Regions from separate parts of the Mus musculus genome. Here region 1 is linked to region 2. The links are chromatin loops, found by intact Hi-C in ENCODE. Cell type or tissue: left cerebral cortex. All regions are shown on one strand. Each heading gives the region's core, and the rest is flanking DNA. Links, peaks and the distances in the headings are about the cores only.

What was found. Hi-C counts contacts between places; a loop is a spot of excess contacts. Peaks named below come from ENCODE experiments on the same cell type or tissue, not always from the same donor. Only the 100,000 strongest peaks of a DNase experiment are listed, where the experiment ranks them.
Region 1: it touches region 2 in a loop (2.0-fold over the local background); 3 of 42 quality-filtered maps call a loop at or near these places.

What each region holds. Positions count from the first base shown.
Region 1 is chr10:8,839,508-8,847,515 of GRCm38, reverse strand. The region is part of intron 2 of Sash1 (SAM and SH3 domain containing 1); the gene reads left to right. Among named protein-coding and RNA genes, the nearest start is that of Gm25410, 19 kb to the right of the region's middle. In left cerebral cortex, for the core only: no CTCF peak of the experiment used is centred there; a DNase peak (open chromatin) is centred at 3,579.
Region 2 is chr10:8,970,163-8,978,170 of GRCm38, reverse strand. No RefSeq gene overlaps it. Among named protein-coding and RNA genes, the nearest start is that of Gm51794, 35 kb to the left of the region's middle. In left cerebral cortex, for the core only: a CTCF peak has its summit at 4,001; DNase peaks (open chromatin) are centred at 3,690, 4,014 and 5,197; H3K27ac peaks cover 343 bases.

The DNA.
Region 1 (8,008 bases), core at 1,557-6,556, 130 kb after region 2:
TAGATTTTCAGTTCTTCCTTTAAGTAAATCGGACATTACCACCTCCGTGCTTACCTGTTGCAGAAGCTTCAGGCCCAGTGACTTGGAACCATATTCTGTGTCCCTAGGCTGCCCTGGAAAAACCAACTGAGAGGTAGCTTTAAGGAAAAAATAACCCATCCAAAGCAGGAAAAGCGTCATCATGGACTAGGAGCCTAAGACATTTCACAGGAGCAACAGTGGGGTGATGTGTGTCACGGGTTGCAGTCTCTTAGAAGATGGCTCCAGTGGACTGGGGATATAGATCAGTTGATAGGAGTGCTTGCCTGGCATGCAGGAAACTCCGAGTTTAGTTCCAGGACTACATATGCTGGCTGCCTTGGTGTGTGTGGACCTATAATACTAACCCTTAATAAGAGGATAAAGAGTTCAAACTCACCCTTGACCACATAGCTAGTTGGAGGCCATCCTGTACCTGAGCCCCTGTATCAAAAATCAAACTAAAACAATTAACATTGAGTTTGGGGTAACAGGCTAAATCATATTATGAATTTATTCTAAATCTTTTGGGTAAATTTTTGAGAATTGAGAACAAATATCCCGTAGAAAGGTATTTAGATATTGATATTTCATTCTCTTAGTCAGGGGTGAGGACCCTGTATTGTCCCTAAGAGCTAATTACATGTTAGCTGGAGGACAAACCAACCACAAGGATGACTTCACTACAGAGATGATTGACTTAGCCCTGAAAAAAACAAAAGGTTTTGATAATTATGGTGGAATCAACTTTCTGGACTAGATGGTAAGCCGTTTCTCAAGGACCCGAGTAGAATACATTTGGTAGCAGGTCCTTGGGGCCAGTGGTGAGGAAGGAAACAGAGAGTACAGACAGGTAGGACCTCCACAGTACACACAGGAGTTCTGATTCTCATATTGATGGGGAACATTTTTTACTTAGTACCAAATAGGCCTTAAAGGGACAGTGTGTTTGGACAGCAGCCATGGCTTCTACTGAGGATAAGGGCATTAGTGTTTGTGAGCTGTGGGGAAGAGGCCCATATTTCCACACATTTGGCACCTCCTGAGCACCATGTGATTATTTTGGGCTGGGGGAAGATGCAATCAGAAGTGGCAGCATCGTTCCAAGTCCATAATGGGCTCATCTCTAGTGATGCTAAGTCTGACATCTGTCAAAGTGGCACCCTGGCCAGGAAAAAGGACACGCTCGAGGCGTCGGTGGCATCGGCGGCATCGGCGGTGGTGGCAGCGGCCTCTTATTACTGGCAGCATCAGCTTCCTTGGTGTCTTTGAGGTTTAGACAGTTTGGATTTTTGCAGAAGACAAGTTTGTGTGGTCCTTGATAGGGTATAGAGCTGATACAGGAGTCTCCACCTGTGCTGACCTGCAGTTGATGGTGTTTGTTGGTAGCTAAAGCCTGGCCTGGAGATTCTGCCAGATTGTTATCATGGTGATGTGTGTACACAAGAAAGGAGCCAGGTAGAGACTTCCCCAGATCTTTGGAGAGTAGAAACATAAGTAATGATAGAGCACTGGTACAGGGGAGCATCAGAGCCACTGGTCTCGATGTGTGGAATGCTTCTCGGTTATAGTTGCTATTTCTGGCGTTGAATAATTTCATTTTTTTTTTTTTAAGGTTAAGTTGTAGTAAGATCATCTTCCCAAATACAACTCTTAAGTAATATAACAGCAATAAAAGCAAATCTGGTGGTATACATCTGTAGTCCTAGCACTTAGGAAGTTGAGGCAGGAGGACTGGGGAGTTGAACCCAGGTTTAAATTCTGTCTGCTTCACTTTCTCATCACCAAGCCTCAGATTCCCTCTCTATAGCTGTCTCCTAGTTAAGAGGAGTAAGGGAAACAAGCTGGAGGTCACCCTCAGTGACTTGGAACTGTTTGTTTCTTTTCCTTCTTCCTCGTCCAAGTTCAAACATGCCTGCAGGAGTGGGGAAGAGTTTCCATTATTGACACTTCATTAATATCATGTGGGATTTTAGCTTTTTGTTTGGGGGAAATTTCAAACACACATAAACAGTAATGACAATGAGTTTCCTGTGCATGACACCCATCCTTGGCCCTTCCAGCATCCTGTACACTGATCTCGTCTTTACTCCCTCCTCTGACAGTGCTGGTATGACTCTTTTAAGGCAAAATGCAAGCCCACACTCAGTTCTCTAAGTGAACACACACACACACACACACACACACACATCCTGATTCCCATTTTTGAGATTGTTTATGTATGGAATCAATTGAAAATATTTAGTGAGCATAGAGCCTACACTTGGTTGGCATTTGAGTGCTTCCAGAGATGCCAAGTAAAGATATTCTCTCTACCCAAATAAGAGCTCAGAGCGTGCTAGGCACAGGAGACGCTAACAGACAGTTTGGAGGTGACAGAAATGCAGACGAGGTCGCTGGCTCAGGAGGGAAGTTTGGAAGCAGCGTGGAAGTGACGCCTGGGCTTCCCAAGTACAAAGAACTTGGGAGGCTTCTTTTTTTTAAACATAGGAGGTGAGCATAATGTTAAATAACCCGAGGTAGAGGTCAAGGTCATAGTTTGGGTGAAGGCCAAAAGCTGAGAGTCCATTGAAGAGCATGAATATTCCCGGTAGTGGAAAGCAAGGACTGACTGATATGGGGACAGGGTTGTGATGCTCTTCGTGGGACCTTGGGTTATCAAATACAGAAAGAGATTGAGCAGATGCTCTTCTGATTTGTCTGTTAGGCAATGAAAAACAACCGTTTTTCTCTTTTGACCCCCATTGACCAACCGGGCCAGGATGTGTGGGAAGCCACATGTGCCCGTTGCAGGGTGGTGCTGGTTACCGTTGGCCACCACGCATACATAGGCAGTAAAGTTTTTTTGCCGAGATGAGGTTTTGAGAGTTAACCAATCAGATGAGAGACAAGTTAACCAATCAGATGTAGGCATGCAAATGAGGTGGTAAGCATAACCCATGCATAACCAATCCGGGTGTGAGACACACCTCTCCTAGGCCTATATAAGCAGCACCAGTTCTGGGCTTGGGGTCTCTTAAACGTGTGCAGATCCTATTGTGGCATCGTTCTTGCTGGCAAGTCGGGCGCTCACAAGGATGAACTTGTTCTTGTTTGGCATAGCTTCACACAGACCCCTCTGTGGGACTTTTTGTTATGGTTTTTGATCGTTCTTCTATACAGACAGCAAAGCCCGTGGAAAGCATAGTTTCTGCACACCGTGGCTTCTGAATATTCTAGAAAGTATAGAGAAAGTGAAGTCATCTAGGTTAATCTGCAGGGTCCCAGTATCGCTAGGGAAGGCTTGCAGAACTGAGAATGAGGGACCTCTGAATCTTTACTGTTCCTGTTCTGGTTTTCATCAGACAAAACTCCGACAACCTTGTTACACACTCCTGAATGACTCCTCTGGAGCCCCCGCCCTCTGAAGCTGGCTGCTCTGAAGGGCGTTTGTTTTGTTGTTTTGCCTTGTGTTAGCTTCCATTATTCCCTAGCTCTGGGCCACTGTTGACTAGCAGATTGCAATCGGAATCCGTGGGCCGGAGACTGGAGTCTGAAGTCCGTTCTGCTGGGGGATTCGCACACTCGATGTCAAAACACACTGAGGCATTATTTATATCTTAAGCCAGATGGTAACACTGCCCCCTGCTCTGGCTCCTCTCAGACAAAGTCACATTTGTGTTCCCATGGCAGGTCCCAATTTTGTCAGCAGTTTTTGTGCATTGCACGGCACGAATGTCACCGTAAACAGATCTCTTGGTGCTGGGTTTGATCTTGGCCTACGGCACCTCTGCTTTAACGAGAAGGGCTTTGCCATTCCAACAATGCATTTGCGGGCTTCTGTCTTTTCCTTGGTGGTCTTTGCTTGTGCAGTCACAGACACCTGTGTGTGGTGTGAGGCCTGCAGAGTTTTCAAAAATACCTCAGCAGCCTCGTCGTTTTGCTCACAAGTGATCAGAAGTGACCGGTTTTAGTTTGAGTTGATAAAAGACACCAAGAACAGAAGGCCCTGAACTGTCTTCTGTTTAAAATATAAACACCCGGCTGAGGAGATGACTCAGTAGCCTATACTGTGCCTGCCTCTCAAGCAGGATGGCCTCGGTTCAGACCCCCGGGGTTCATGTGAAAGCTGCAATTGTGCTTTGTGTCTGTCTACAATCCTGATGCTGGCAGTTGTTGAAGACAAGTGCATCCCTGGAGCCCACTAGCCAGTTGCTCTAGCCAGTCGGTGAGCTTCAGGTTCAGTGAGAGACCCTGCCTCAAAAATAAACAACATAGGAAACTAGCTACCTGAGACTCTGCCCGTTCCCCATGTGCACGGCACACACACACACACACACACACACACACACACACACACACACAGAGGGAGAGAGAGAGAGAGAGAGAGAGAGAGAGAGAGAGAGAGAGAGAGAGAGAGAGAATAAAAATATTTAAGTGTGAACAAATGTCAAAAGGGGAACAATTTGTTGTTTCTACTTATGTAGGTCTGAGAGACTTCCCGAATGCTAATAAAATTCACATCAGCTGGGGAGAGAAAAGCCTAGAAACTCAAGGGAAAGATCTGTGGATAAATAAATGAGCACTCACTTCCCTGGGGCAGGAGGCACGTGGCGATATTGCCTGTCCTTTCCAGTAAAGGCCAGGCTAGTGTTTCTTTTGGAACCCTGGACTATTAAAACCAACTGGGCAAAATTGTAGTGTGATCTAAAGGTTTACATTTATTAAACACTTTAAAAAAACATGGAAGATTACAGTGCTAATAATGAGCTAATTACAGGCTATTAAAAAAAAAAAGTTTAATTTGTAACCCTCTAGAGGTAGTTTGGTCTCGGAATGAAACACAATTTGAAGGAATGAGTGTGGTCCCGAGGGCTTCTTCTTAACTGGCTTGGCTGTAAAGGGGTGGGGCGTTTGGAAGGGACCAGTTGATGAAGTCATAATTTATAGACACTTTTGGGGTTTGGGGGGGGGACGACTCGAGGTGGGACCTGTTGGAGGAGGTGGGTTTCTGGGGTTTGTGGCTTAGAAGAGCAAAAGCTGTTCCCTTCCTTGTTCTGCTCTTTGCCTTCTGTCATCATGCCTGTCACATGTGCCCTGCAGTGTGGAGCAGGCTCACCATTTATAGCAGGTCCTGAAGCAGTAGAGAGTGGAGCCATCGTGGCCTCTCAAACTGTGAGCCAAAATTTGTCTTTTCTTCTTGTTTTTTCAAAGTTGTTTTCTCAGATAATTTGTCACGGCGGTGAATGTGTGTGTGTGTGTGTGTGTGTGCGCGTTTAGGCAGTCAAAAGGAGGAGTTTCCAAGCTATGTCTGTGATGTCATTGGATGAGACCATTTGATGAGACAGTCTGAGGTCAGATGTGAGAACTATGGCATAGACATGATAGTAGCCCACCTCTCTTCCAGGGTCTCGCTTGGAGCATGGGGAAAGTTAGTATCTGGAGTGGGGGCACAGACAGGTCTATAGAGAATCTAGCTTGCTGGTCACCTGGGGCTGGGCTGTGAGCTTTGCAGAGGATATCATAGCTGTCCTCGACTTCTTTGGTCCACAGATCCACATTTTAGACTGATGTCCTCCCTCAGCTCTGGCAGGAAAAAAAAAAAAAGATAAATTATTCTCCACTCATGAAATGAGCCAGTTCAAGCCAGATTAGGATATATAAAGGCAGGTTTATTGGGAAGCCACTCTCAGGTGGGTTCACTGGTCCCAAGGAACCAGGCCAGGGAAGTCACTGTGGGCAGGGAGACAGAGTCGAGGGGGAAGAGAAAGAGAGGAAAAGCTCACACAGGGAGAGAGAAAGCCCCAAAACGTCTGGATTACACAGAAAAATAGCTTCTTGTGGAGGGGAAGCCCAGCCCCTGGGCTGGAAAGTTCAGGGTAGAGGCCCTGCCTGTGTGCCAGCTAGGGACTGAGGGATGCTGGGAGGACCTGGAGGCCAGGTCCACTTTGGTATGTTAAATATGCACCTCAACTGTTTGTCCCAGGTCTGAATCGCACACACATACACACACACACACACACACACACACCTACCTATGCATTAATTTATTAATCATTTATATGCTGGGTGGGGTTTTAACCTCAAGCCTTGTATGTCCCTTGCAAATGCTATTTCAGTGAGACACTGCTTAGCCTCATTAGCACATACTTTGGTTTTTGGTTGGCCATGTTTCGAAAACCTCTTTTCAGATTACTGTACCCATTTCGGCAGGGTGTTTTGATTTGCAGTTGGTCTTTTTCATTTAGTTTGGAAGTTTCAAGGTTTGAATTTATTTATGCATTCATCCACTTAGGCCTTTTGAGACAGGGTCTTTCTACGTAGCTTTGACTGGCTTGGTATTTGCAGGCTACCTTTGAAGTTTTGAGCGTCCTGAATGCTGGGGTTAGAGACATGCACCTCTACAACCAGCTTTAAGAAGAGGAAAGCAAGATAGTGAAGTGTTGATGAAGTTCGTTTTGTGTCATTGGTTGGGTCTGCTTTTCAACCATGTATGTGGTATCTGGTAAGAAGAAACTATATGCTAATGTGGTGTATTTCAGGGACAACACTCCATCCCCCATCCTACCAACGCCTCACAGAGCTTTACCCCTCGAGTCTTACCTTTTCTTTACTATGCCCTGCATCACTCATCAAAGAAACATCCCCGCCTCCTTGATCTGTCCCTAAATGTCAGGCCCTATATTACAAGTGGAGATTTAATTTAATACCTTTAGCAGTAAAATTAGAGTTCAGAGTCAGGATTCTATCCTTGGCATTCCACAGCCTGTGAATAAATTATTCATTTATAAGGGGTAGTTTGAGAGACTTTCTGCAATTACTTAAAATATGAAGATGCTCTAAATTTGTGCCACAGCCCCGCCATTTATCTCAGAGATCCGCCAGAAGCCAGAGGAACTTAATCAAAAATAAATCAAGGACAAGTCCAGACCAAATTGGAAGCACGTCATGAATATTCGTGAACATCTGGATTTGTTTGTGGGGGTGAGAGTTATTTTTCTAATATGTGCGGGGGCTCTCTTAACAAAGATGCCCAGAGGAAGTCGGATTTCCATCTGTGATTTCAAAGGGTGTATTTGTTTGTGTTTGCCCTTTCTCCTTGGTTCTGGGCTTCTCTTCTCTAAGCTATTCCTTTGATCTCTATCTCTGTCCATTTCTATACTTTATCTGAATGCTTAGTTGGAGGCAGGCACTTGGCTTGTGGAGATTAAATCTTTCTTTATAACTTAAGAGAAATTTTACTATTTAATGTTTTTGATGAATTTTTTACATGTCAGTGATGTTATAATTACCTAGTGATACATTCTGCATCCTTAGGATTCTCTGCGTGTCTCAGCCTCAGGGCATTTTATTTGCTGCAGGGAACTGGAGTGGAGGAGGCTATACTAACTGCCATGCTGATAATTACCGAAGTGACATTTTAAAAAGCGCATTAGGCTTGGTAAGGCTTCCATGTCTCTTCCCTTATTGAGTTCTCTTAGTGAGCTGGGGGTGGATATGAACAGCTGTATGTAATCCACAGGACAGGGGCAAAACCTAGTGATCCAGAAAGGGAGATAATCTAATCCCGGGCATTGCCCAATCCACTGTGTTCCCCAGGATAGACCTTTGTGAATACCTTCACTAACTCTGTGTGTGTGTGTGTGTGTGTGTGTGTGTGTGTGTGTGTGTGTGTGTGCTGTGTGCTGTGCAGGGAGCAGCTTACAGGGATCACTTCTTTGCTTCTATGTTGGTTCCAGGGACTGACTTGTGTTGTCCGGCTTGGTGGCTCCTTACCCACTCAGTTGTCTTACTAGCTCCTCCTCCACTTCCTTCTCCTCTTCTTTTCCTTCTTCTCCTCCTCTCTCCTCTTTCTCCTCTTCTTCCTCTTGTTCCTCCTTCCTCTTCCTTCTTCTCTTTCTCCTCCTTCTCCATACCCTCTTCTTCCTCCTCTTCCTCTTCCTCCTCTTCCTCTTCCTCTTCCTCCTCCTCCTCTTCCCCCTCCCCCTCCTCCTCCTCTTCCCCCTCCCCC
Region 2 (8,008 bases), core at 1,261-6,260:
TTAGATCATTTAGTTCCCAAATAAAAGACATGTCCCTTTATATTTATAATAAGCCTTAAAAGCAGTAGAGCTGAGCAGATATCCACCCTCTTGAAGTTTCGTCTACTTCCTTGTGGATAACCCAGAAATATCATTTGCCCTGTCCCATATGGGCAGCTCCTGTTCCCACAGGCTGGGCCTTCATGGCCACGTACTCTCAATCCATGGTGGCTTCTTCTTTCAGTGTCCTCTCTTCCCTTCTCCTGGTCCCTGCTTGCCTCAGACCCCAAGCCTGAGAACTTGGCTCTTCCCCCTGTGTTCTGCCCAGCCCAGGCTATAGACATCTTTATTAACCAATGAGGAATAACTTGAAGGGCAAGTTTTATACAACAAAGATGGAGGTCTACATGGCGATCTCCTCACCATGGAGCAACCAGGTCTTGGGTACAAAATTTAGCATTTGAATACAAGCAGCACCTGACCAACCTCCTTCAAGGGTCAGTTCATAAGGAAATCAGGCTCTGCTGCTGAGTTCTAGAATAGGCATGCCCCATGCCCTCCTCCTCTGCACTGGTGGTCCAGCTATAGGAACTGGGTGTAAGCAGTAGAATCCACACACAGAAAGCCCATGAGCCAATGATACATGTTTGCTCTAAAAGAACAATTCAAGAACAGGGGTCTCTGGCCAATTAGCTTGCTGAACAAAGTTCTTGTCTGCGTTTTCACACAATTCAAATGAGGACAACATAAAATCAGGTAGAGGGTTACTGGTGCATAGCTACTCTGGAGACGACCCAGCAAGAGCAAAAGTCAACACTTATAACTTGATATTTCAATGCAATTTTCAGGTAATATTATCGTTTGTTCCGTCATACATCTCAATCACTCTATGTGGTTTTGATACATATTAACACACACTAAATTACTTGTTATCGTATACCAAATGCAGTCTGTGAGTTCTGCTTAGGGTGTGGAAATAACAACTAGGCCCTTAGCATGTAAATCCATGATTTATTAGGAATTTCAATCATCCATTTCTGTTCTTATCCTCTAAAACAAAATACACCATTTGCTGATCACAGGGCCAATTCACATTCTAAAAGATATGGGTTAGGGTAAACATTTTTAATCCAATGGGAGTGAAAGGGCTGAAAACTTGCTATGCAAAGACATATGGCTTGTTTCCGTTCTTCACGAAGCTCAGTCGTTAAGAATTACATCTGAAGAGGACAGACTCAGTACATTCATTTTAGAGCATGTTTTTATGAGTAAAGACAGCAGTGGTACTAGCTGGTATTCCTCATATGTAGCTAGTAGAAGGAACCTGTCATGCCTGCCCCTCTACTTCAGACTCTCTATAGCCTCCTTGTGGCTCCTAGAATGTCCCTGTCTTGTGACAAGTTGGTCATGTCTTCCCCTACACACAGCTCACAGCACAATTCCAGTGGATGCTGTTAGTAACCTACTATGAGAACGGTATGTGATAAAATGGGGTGCCAAGGTGACTGGAGCTCAGAGCTGTGCTTGACTCCATGCCTAGAATGTTCTACCCTAGGTGGCTTCTGCCTACTCTAATTTCTTCAGGTTTTGTTCGAATATTTCATGTTTCACTGAGCTTCACCTTATGGCCTCTTTTGGAGTTTTACTCATCATCTTCCCATCTCAAAACTCCACATTCCTTGTTTCTATCTGTTGTTACCCTACAGTACTTGTTGCCGATCAAAGATCATACGAAAGTTTCCAATGATTTGGGTCATTGTATCGTACCCACCCCATTCCTAATACAGGAAGAAGTCTGTAAGAGAAGGGATGTTTGGAAGTTTTGCTTGGTGTATTTTCAAAACAAGAAAAGTATCCCAGACATACAGTGGATCCTCAATAAATTATTTGTTTAACACATCCACTCCACCCCCTTATCACAACTCTACACATTTTCTTGTTGTAGTTTGTCTCTAAAATGTCTCCCAAGGAATCATGGTTGAAGGCATGGTCTCCCAACTGGTGATACTAGCAAGCGGTGTATTGATCATGAGAACACTAACCAACCAATAGATTTTCCCTGAGAACACCTTAGATGAACAAACTATTGGCAAGCAGGGTCTGATTAGCAGAAGCAGACCTTTGGATGGTATACCTGTCTGAAGTTCCACGTTTCTTTCTTGCTCCTTTCCTGCCTCTGTCTCTGTCTCTGTCTCTCATCCTCCTCCCTCTCTCCCTTCTTTCCTGTTTCCCTTACCCTGCCCCGTCATTCTGTCTCTCTGCTTCCTGGCTGCCATAAGGCGAACAACTTTAGTCCACATTCTCTTTTTGTGTAAAAGTAGGGGCTTTTCCATGCCCACCCTTGTTCTGAATAATGACACAGAAACATTTATATTTATTAAAATCTTCAGGCACTGCAGCTGGGTAAATATTCAGCTATTCTCACCCAACAATGCTGGTCTGGCCTACTTTCCACACACACGGCCCGTTGCCTGCCATCTTCGTCTCTTCCTGGGCATCCTTCTTCATCTATGTGCCAGTGGTGACTCTCCTGGTCCCCACCTGAGACCCTCTCTCTCTATGCATGGAAGTTCTGCCTTTTACTTCCTGCCCTTGGCTGTTAATTGACAGGTGATGCTGTCACACAGTGCAGGAGAGCTTATCCCTACATTCTTGCTGGGATGGATGCTCTGCCTCGCCAAATGCCCACCACAATGGAGCCAGCCCACCATGGACTGAAACCTCTGAGACCATAAGCCGAAACGACTATTTCCTCCAAGTCATGTATGTCAGAAACCTTGCCATGGCTGAAGAGAGCAACTACCATACCTCCATTGTGAACTCTGCCTACATACCAGAGTGGTAGCAAGAAGTCAATAAGTCTGATCAAAAATATTTTTACATTCACTCTGGGAAATATTGTCATTCTATAACCAAATCAGTAGGCAGATTACAGGAAGCCGGAGAGGATCGTGGTCAGGTGGAAGCAGAGACAAAAGCTACAAATCTGCAGTTGCCAAGTAGTTGACTGGCCTATGAGTTTGTCATGCCATGTGGCTGCTTCAACTAGGGACATAAGACTTACGCATGCATGTGTCTCAGTCTATTGTGAGCTGCTAAAAGGCAGAATCACAGATCTCATAACTTTTAAAGGATGTAAGCTGATTGGCTTATAGTTCTTGGGGCTGAGGAGTCTGCCATAAGGTTTGTGTCTAGAGAATCTGTTCTTTCCCTCCAACTTGGTGCTTTTCACATCCTCCAGCAGGAACAAAGCCTGGATCCTCACCCTTCAGAAGGCAGGAAGGACGGGAGAGAGGAACACATTGGACCGAACTCACCTTTCTTTAACAGTGTCATAACATTATATCAGCATGCTTTGATAATATCCACGAAAGCCCATTATCCATTGTTAAGGTTCCCACCTTTTAATAAAGTTCATTAATGTCAATTCTATTCCAACCTGAGTTGGAATGAGGACAATAATTTGTGCTTGTGGCAGCTCTTATCATCAGGACCTGATTAAGTGAGCTTTGCATCAAGCCTTGGACTTGCCAATCCTAAGCAAAAAGTGTAGGTTTCCTCTCTAGGGAGCCGTGAGAGTTAAAGAACTGGGTGTGTTGGCATTTCCTAAAGCAAATGGTAGCATCCCCAGTGTGGTCCTGCCAGGAGTATATTATCCCAAGACACTTTCACTGTAGCATAGCTTTCTAGGTCTTGCCAGAGGGAGTAGCAGTGAAAACTGGCTCTCTCACATGGATTCAGTCCAGTGTTCGTTCTGCCATGAGTTGGCAGCTTCTAGCTAGTGAGAAACAACCAGGTAGATAGTATTGAGGAACATTTCCTAAAGTTGTCCTCTGGCCTCCACATGAAATGAACACACACACACACACACACACACACACACACACACACACACACACACAGAGAGAGAGAGAGAAAGAGAGAGAGAGAGAGAGAGAGAGAGAGAGGTTTAAATGACATACCCCACACACACACACCAAAGTCTTGGGCATTTGAATACTCCGTCTCCAGTTGGTGGTGCTATTGGAGTAGGTTTAGGACCTATAGTCTTGTTGAAGGACATATGTCATTGTGGTTAGGCTTTGAGGTTTCAAGAGCCATGTGCTACTCCCACTAAGCTCTCTGCTTCTGATGCCTGCTGCTCAAGATGTGTGCTCTCAGCTTGCTCCTCCAGTTTCAATATTTGCCTGCCACACTTCCCACCTACCACAGTGATGGACAGTGATCTTTTGGAAACCCAAAGAAACCCTTCTTCTTGTGTAGCCTTAGACATGGTACATTACAGAAATAGAAAAGTGATGAATTCAACATGTATTCACAAACAGCCTCACACACACACACACACACACACACTCGTATACATACATACACAAGCACAGCCCATATACACACACACAAATGTTATTACTCTGAGTGCTTTTTTTATACTTCATCCTAATTGCAAAAACCAACCTTCATTAATACTTCTGCCCAGACAAGATACCTAGGGAGCATCTTGATATCCAGCACATACTTCCATGCCTTGAGTCTCACACGAGTGCTCATACACACCCCAGATAGGAGGCAACAGGTGTCGGCTCCTAACCAGTGCTCATGCACTGGCCCTCAGACTGCCTCTGCATGACCTAGTTTCTCAAGCAGTTGAGAATTTCAGAGTTGAACCAGAGAAATATCCTTCAAAGGTTCTAACAGAATTTCTGTGACTCAAAGCCAAGGTACCTTTATTGTGTGCATTTTTCAGTCTCTGAGGATGAACCAGGGTTTCACTGAAGGGGGGGAGCACTCCGACACACATAGCCAGAGCTGGCCGTGCTCCCCACACAGTATAACATAAGTTGACATTTGGCCCAAGATTGCACTGCAGCTTTGGTTATCTGGGTTATGTGAAGGGTAACGTCAACTCCTCCTTGTTTTCGTGGAATAATTGCTAATGAATATAATCATGTTCCAATGTCATCTGTTTCATTTGCAAGTTGGCAGGGACAGAAAAAAGGCAGCTTTCTTTAGAAACGATTAAAACATGGTATTGGGATGAGATCACCAGCTTACAATTAAGTCATTATTTTCCCCTTACATTAATAAATTTCAGTGATGGAACCCAGGATCTTGTAGCTGGCTCCCCAGCCAAAGAAGATCAAGTGTTCAGCATGTGGGCTGCCTTCCCTGAGTTTTCGGCATACTTTCCCACACCCGGGCTGTGGTGCCTGACAGGCTCCGTGCACTACATGCACTGTGTGGGGCCTCTGTGGACCAAGGCAGCTTGCAGCACTGGCCAACTCAGAACTGAAGGCTTTGCAACCCAGAAGAGGGGAAAGAGATTTTTTATTATTATTTAAACTCCCTAGTTGCCTTTATTGTCACCTGATCTGCTCTGAGCTAGTAAGTGAAAGAGACATTCTTTAAAGAGGAAGAAAAGCTAATAATTTTGTGCTGGAGGAGGTATCCTCCAGCTGAGGTCAGAAAAAGTTATCTGTTGCAAACTCCTAAGGCAGATTTCGTCTCCCACGTGACTCATTTTGTCTTCCTCGTCACTGTCTCTTTAGTTAGGTTTTTTTTATCTCTTTTTCTCTCTTACAAATGAAACATTTCAAAGCATCCAGAGACCTATTTGTGGTAAGCTCAAAAAAAAAAAAAAAAAAAAAAAAAAAAAAAAGAAAGTCTGTAAAATATTTAAAGCCTATCTCAGGGAAAGAAATATCCCCTGGAATTAGAGCCGTCAGATTCTGGGTTCTTTGAAATTCTATCGCTCTATTAAAGATTATTGCTATCTCTCTCTCTGGCCTTAAGACAGAAAAATAATCGGAAGAGCCCAGAAATGAGAACTGAGGCCTGTCATCCCACCCATCCCTTTAGCCATTTGTCAGACACTGAACAAATCATTTAACCTAGATGAAGAGCTGGATCATGTCCACAGGGAACCCTCTCACAGTCTGAGCACTTCCAAGCAAGCAGACATGGACAAGTACTGTGAGCACCAATTTATGAGGGTGGACTTCTAGAACTTTCCTAAACATACATGCTTTGAGATGAAAACATGCAGACAAATGGCATCTCCCCCTACTTCTAAAACTTGAAATTTATAGTCCCTTTGAGTTATGTCTGAGGAAGCTATGAGACTATGCCCATTGTAAAGTCTCAGGGTGCATATCTATATTCTGCATAAATATTTAAACAGAAAGTTTAGAATGCCTCTCAGTCACCATAGAGGCAATAAGCTATAGCACTGTACAGCTTCATAAAGGAGGCAAGCCTTGTGGTTCAGAGAGTGGAGTTCTGGGAGCCACAGAGCTGGGATTTACGTCTCTGGCCTTGAGATATTGATTTGGCCTCCCCGTGCTTCAGTTTCATCTGTACACAGGCTAAGTCCAGTACCTACCATTTACAACTGTTGTAAGGACTTCAGTAAATCAGTGGTTCTCAGGATGTGAATCATGACCCCTCTAACAAACTTCTATCTCCAAAAATATTTACATTTTGATTCACTACAGTAGCAAAATTGCAGTTACGAAGTAGCAAAAAAATGATTGGGGGGGGGTGGACACCACCACACAAGGAACTGTATTAAATAGTTGCAACATTAGGGAGGTTGAGAACCAGTGCACTAGATAATAATCGATTGGAAACAACTCTCTCTCCATTATCAGCACATAAGTAGTCAAATATGTATTTAGGTATGACTTTCATGAGCTGAGAATTTGGTTGAAGATGAAGAACATTAGTTCCTTCTGTATGGACTGGCTACTTCATTAAACCTTCTAATAATTTTCTTTCTCTTTCTTCTTTATAGATTGGGAACTATGTTTTATGTATACATTTTTATGTGCAGGTGTGTGTGTGTGTGTGTGTGTACATGCTTGTGTGCGTTTGTGTGTAAGTGCATGTGCACATATGCATGTGCATGTATGTGTGTGCATTTTTGTGTACATGTGTGTGCATTTGTGCATGTGTGTGTGCGTGTGTGTGTGTGTGTGTGTGTGTATGTGTGTGTACAAGTATGTGTCTGTGGTCTAGAAATCAATCTCAAATAGTGTTCCTCATTATACTACCCACCAAGCTGAGTTACAATTTGTTACTCAGCTTGGAGCTTGCAGATACCACTAAGCTGACTAGCCAGCAGCTAAGCCTGAGGGATTCCCCCGTGTTACCTCTCCAACACTTAGATTACAAATGTGCACGCTCAGCTGTTTTTTGTTGTTGGTGTTGTTTTGTTTTGCATGGATTCTGGGGGTGAAGCTCAAATCTTCATGTTTGAGAGACAAGCACGTTATCAATTGAGCTATCTCCTCAGAACCAAGTTTGGTTTATGTCCCAAAGCCTTCTCCTTATAGAAAACACACTCATTTCATTTCACTCTCAGCATTTGGGTTTTATTAACTGTCAGTCTTCTTCAGTTGTGTTCCATGTTTGCACTCGGACGAGCTTACATCCTGATGGTTTTATTAGCCTTCTCTGTTTTACCTAAATCTAGTCTTCGGCTCAGTTTTAAGAGACCATTTTTCTTTTGTCAGTAACTGGCTGAAATCAAGTCCTTATGATTCAGAGGGGGCAGAAAGGGTGGGAAAATATGTGAATGACTTCTCCAGTGTGGTGGGAACCTGGAGGGAGCACTCTTTGGGGAAGCCAAAAAGGCAGAGTTCCGTTTTACTTTTTTCTTGGCAACATAGTCTCTGAGAGTCTGATTGTCTTTGGACTCCCTGTTTTGGGAGCACAGAATTGGCCTGGGAACATGTTCATGCCCAAGCCATTTCAAAGGCTCTCTTCAAACAACAAGGACTCTGATTTCTAGTTCTCAGTCTTTCTCGGGGTAAAATAAAATGTGAAGGTGCATCTGTCCCAAGTCCCTGTCATTTGTCCCTCATGCCCCATTATTTGTTATGATTTTCACAGAGACTGTTCTTATCATTGGCAGCATGATTTACAGGTTCAAGGATCGCCTCAAAAGCTGATTAATATTCCCTCTAGATTATCAGTTTACCACTGAAATATATATATACTGCATTTTACTCTGATCTAGATTGATTAATCTATC